2 separate regions of the Homo sapiens genome follow, and region 2 is linked to region 1. Evidence: chromatin loops called from intact Hi-C (ENCODE). Cell type or tissue: Calu3. All regions are shown on one strand.

Region 1 (2,500 bases):
TTTTTTTGGGAGACAGAGTCTCGCTCTGTCCTCCAGGCTGAAGTGCGGTGGCACAATCTTGGCTCACTGCAACCTCCATCTCCCAGGTTCAAGCCATTCTTGTGCCTCAGCCTCCAGAGAAGCTGGGATCACAGGGACGTGCCACCATGCCCAGCTAATTTTTGTGTTTTTAGTAGAGACAGGGTTTCACAGCCTGTTACCCAGGCCGGTCTCAAACTCCAGATCTCAGGTGATACCCCCACCTCAGCGTCTCAAAATGCTGGGATTACAGGCATGAGCCACTGCTCCCGGCCCACTCCCTGCTATTTTTAGTTCTATTTTTATTTTTATTTTTATTTTGAGACAGATTTTCGCTCTTGTTGCTTAGGCTGGATGGAGTGCCAAGGCCCCGTCTCGGCTAACTGCAACCTCCGCCTCCCAGTTCAAGCGATTCTCCTGCCTCAGCCTCCCGAGTAGCAGCCACCTGCCACCACGCCCGGCTAATTTTTGTATTTTTAGAAGAGACGAGGTTTCAGCATGTCGGTCAGGCTGGTTTCAAACTCCCTACCTCAGGCAATCCACTCGCCTCGGCCTCACAAAGTGCTGGGATTACAGGAGTGAGCCACCGTGCCCGGCCTTTAGTTCTATTTTTAAAAAATGTTTAGCAACTGGGACTTGCTAGACCGGCCACCATCTTTTGGGAGCAGAGCATGAGTAGCTTGCTCCCGTTCAGGCCATGAAGGGAGACAGACGCAACATCTGGACAACCGGGTACCAAACAGCCCACAGGATGGCTGTGATGCACCCACAAATCCCCTCAGAGATGGGCAAACTGAGACTGGCTGGAGGTGGTCCAGTAAGTGGGGTGCTGAGTTGGGGGCCACCCAGTGGGCTGCAGGAATGGGGCCTTGGCCCAGAGACTGGCTTGGGAAGGGGTGGCGTTTAGGAAGCTGTGAAGCCAGGGCAGGGGCTAAGGAAATACCTGTCATTGGGAATGGGGCCCCCAACCCTGCCCAGTCTCACCTTCATGTGCAGGCTCGAGCCCAGGTACACGGTGAAGATGGCCACAGCCTGCCACCAGTGGTAGATGGTGAAGATGAAGTCCTGTCTCTCCTTGTCTTCGTACAAGATTCCCAGGAGTGCTGCAGGCAGGCAGTACAGGGCAGGCAGGGGAGAGGTGTCACCTGGGGCCTGGGGCTGCCTAGCTACCATCTATGAACTTTACTAAGCCCTGTATGTGTCCCAGCCCGGGACCAGAGAACCCCTAGAAAGTGCTGTAAGCCGGTCCTGGCCTGCCCCCTGGTGGAGACCCTGGTCACCAAGCTGCTCACACGCTAAGCAGAAGTAGGAGCAGGTGCGCCGGGCTGTGTGGATGCAGGTGGTCCCGCTCTGCACCACATGCGTGGCCTCAAAAGAAGAAAGCTCTGTGCTTAGTCATGTCCTGTCCCCAACCGCAGGTGTGCAGTGCCAAGCTTGCAGGCGCTGTTTCTCCTCCTCAGCCGGGACTAGAGAGATCGAACTGTTTGCAGCTGCCAACTCTGCAAATCAAACCTGAAGCTAAGCATGGAGAGGGGGCTTCCTTTCCAGTGAGTCCTCCCAGGGTGGGCAACAAGAGTAATGCATTGGGAGTCAGAAGATGCACACTCGTTCTCAGGACTGTAACGTTGGCTCTGTGGGTGATTTGGGTACTTAACTCCCCAGAGCTGCTTTTCCCAATGGTGAGATGAGCCTATGCCTATTGTGTGCTGTGTTCTGAAGTTCTAAAGTGAGAAAGTGGGCATGGCACCTGCCAAATCATAGGGGCCACTATTAACACCTTCACCACACACTCAGGACATGAACACTCCTGTCTTGGGGCCCTGCAGGGTGACTTTACCCCCACAGTGCTGCTATGAAGAGACAAGGATCCCCCAGCGTTCACCTATGGAGATGGGATATGGAGCTGGGCAAGGGGATGCCATGACCAGACAGGGCACAACATGGGTCCAAGATACCCAGGTTGGACTCTGCCCAGAATTGGCTATCCTTGGGCAAAACAGCCAAGAGACTGTGGTGCAGTATGAGGCTCCAGCCCCTGCTACAGACAGAGACTCCCAGCCAGCCTCTGTCCTACCAGCAGCAGGCATGACCTGTGCCATTCCACACCCCCAAGGATGACGTTCAAATCTGTTCATGGCTTCGGCCCATCAGAACAGACACTGACATGGATGCCCTGCAGGACTGTGCCCATGTGTGTTAGCTGTGTGTCACTGCATGTGCCCATCTGTGGGCAGGGAGCATCCTGGAGCTGAACATGGGCCCACTCGCTGCCTTTTGCAAACAGGGCCCTGTTCCCCAGCAGCCCAGACCTGGGGCCTGGACTCTGGTACTGAGCAGACTGGGTTGGGGCTGCAGGCCTGCTCCTCTCTATACAAAGTCCCATGTCTGTATCTATGCCGTGGATGTACAACAGGCCACTTGCTCCTACCGCATGCTCCGTGAGGCAGAGACCAAAACATATGCTCCAAGTGTCACGAAAACT
Region 2 (2,500 bases), 160 kb before region 1:
AGAGTGCTCTTTTAGTTTAGCCATCTGTAGGTAGCTTGTGTTAGTCGGCTCAATTAGAGCTCCGCCTTATTGCAAGGACAGAGGACTCTCTTTGTCCTGGGGTTCTTGCCATGGTGTACCGGAAGTGGTGCGATCTCAGCTCACTGCAAGCTCCACCTCCAGGGTTCATGCCATTCTCCTGCCTCAGCCTCCCGAGTAGCTGGGACTACAGGTGCCCACCACCAAGCCCGGCTAATTTTTTTGTATTTTTAGTAGAGATGAGGTTTCACTGTGTTAGCCAGGATGGTTTGGATCTCCTGACCTCGTGATCTGCCCACCTCGGCCTCCCAAAGTGCTGGGATTACAGGCATGAGAGTGCAAGGTTTTATTGAGTGGAAGTATCTCTCAGCAGATGGGGGAGCCAGAAGGGAGGTGGTTTACCCCTGGAGTCGGGCGAGTGGCCTGACTCTTCTCCGAATGTCCCAGCCAAACTGTGCGTTGTTCTGCCAGTCAGTGGCCTGCGGTGTGCCGGTGCCCATTGGTGCCTTCCTCTTGATGTCCAGCGCCCTTGTGTTCCTCCGCTGATGTGCTCCTCTCGAAGTCCAGCTGCCTGTGTGTCTGCCTGCTAGGGTCTCAGGGTTTTTATAGGCACAGAATGGGAGTGTGGCAGCCAGGGTGGTCTTGGGAAATGCAACATTTGGGCAGGAAAACAAAAATGCCTGTCCTCACCTAGGTCCGTGGGCACAGGCCCTGGGGTGGAGCCCTAGCCAGGGACCACACCCTCCTCTACCCAGTACTTCCCTTCCTCACTTCCATATCATTTAAAAGGACCACATTCTTCCCTTCCGAGCACTTCCCTTCTGTATCACAAAGTGCTGGGATTATAGGCATGAGCCACTGGTCCCAGCCAATTCCGTTCTTTTAATGCAAACTAGAAAATAGGTGTTCAGAAAGGCCTGCCCTATCCACCTCAAGGAGTTGCTATGAAGATCAAATTAGATCATGTGCAACAGAAGTTTAGAAAGGTTTCCTAAAGCACTGTGCAATGGGAATGTATTTTTAAACTCCACTGAGTGGACTTAAAACTATGTTTTATTTTTTTCTTTCTTTCTTTTTTTTTGTTTGAGACAGAGTTTCACTCTTGTTTCCTAGGCTGGAGTGCCACGATGCCATCTTGGCTTACTGCAACCTCTGCCTCCCAGGTTCAAGTGGTTCTCTGCCTCAGCCACCGGAGTAGCTGGGATTACAGACACTCGCCACCATGCCTGGCTAATTTCTTTCTTTCTTTTGTTTTTGTCTTTTTAGTAGAGATGTGGTTTCACAGTGTCGGCCAGGCTGGTCTCGAACCCCTGACCTTAGGTGATTCACCCACCTTGGCCTCCCAGAGTGCTGGGATTAAGGCTTGAGCCACCGCACCCCACCTGTGTTTCTTTTTTAAGCAAGAAAACAAATGTCTCTCCCCAGCGCTCACTAAACAAATCCCTCTGTTTTTCTTTCCATAGGATTCTTATCCTTCTTGCCCCACTGCAAACAATCTATTTTCTTTTGGCCCTTCCGTCCATCTGTGAAAGGGTCAGGCTTTCTAGCTAACCCTTAATCAAATATTTTTGATTACCACAGTCAAGACAGTACTTATTATTTTTTTTTGAGACGGAGTTTTGCTCTTGTTGCCCAGGCTGGAGTACAATGGTGCAATCTCGGCTCACTGCAACTTCTGCCTCCAGTGTCCAAGTGATTCTCTTGCCTCAGCCTCCCAGGTAGCTGGGATTACAGGTGCACAACACCACGCCCATCTAATTTTTGTATTTTTAGTAGAGATGGGGTTTCTCCATGTTGGTCAGGCTGGTCTCTAACTCCTGACCTCAGGTGATCTACCCATATCAGCCTCCCAAAGTGCTGGGATTACAGGGGTGAGCCACCCTGACTGACCAAGACAGTGCTTATTAATGCCTGAGATGCATCCAGGAGCACATGACCTGGCTGTGACTGTTCTAACAAAGTTCCCCAAATGGGTGGCTCAAGACAACAGAAAGTCATTCTCTCCCGTTCCAGAAGCTTGATGTCTGAAACGGGCAGGGCCGTGCTCCCTCTGAAGTTTCTAGGGATGAATACTTCCTTGCCTCTTCTGGCTTCTGGTAGTTGCTGGCAATCCTTGGCTTGTGGCCACATCATTCTATTTTCTTCCTTCATTCTCATGTGGCCTTCTCTCCTGTATGTCTCTGTCTCTTCTTCTCTTCCCATGAGGATGCCATTATTATTCGATTTAAGGTCCACGCTATTCCAATATGACCTCTTTGTAATTAGATCTGCAGTGACCCTATTTTCTTTTCTTTTTTTTTTGAGATGGAGTCTTGCTCTGTTGCCCAGGCTGGAGTTCAGTGACACAACCTCAGCTCGCTGCAACTCTGCCTCCTGGGTTCAAGTGATTCTTCAGCCTCGGCCTCCAAAGTAGCTGGGATTACAGGTGCATGCCACCATGTCTAGCTAATTTTTGTGTTTTTAGTAGAGACAGGGTTTTGCC

Evidence for each region. A loop is a pair of places that touch in the nucleus more often than their neighbours do. Peaks named below come from ENCODE experiments on the same cell type or tissue, not always from the same donor. Only the 100,000 strongest peaks of a DNase experiment are listed, where the experiment ranks them.
Region 2: it touches region 1 in a loop (9-fold over the local background); 2 of 110 quality-filtered maps call a loop at or near these places.

The regions. Positions count from the first base shown.
Region 1 is chr4:9,494,442-9,496,941 of GRCh38, reverse strand. It overlaps the pseudogene UNC93B7. Among named protein-coding and RNA genes, the nearest start is that of DEFB131A, 51 kb to the right of the region's middle. In Calu3, no CTCF peak of the experiment used is centred here; a DNase peak (open chromatin) is centred at 1,271.
Region 2 is chr4:9,653,537-9,656,036 of GRCh38, reverse strand. No RefSeq gene overlaps it. Among named protein-coding and RNA genes, the nearest start is that of MIR548I2, 98 kb to the right of the region's middle. In Calu3, no CTCF peak of the experiment used is centred here; no DNase peak of the experiment used is centred here.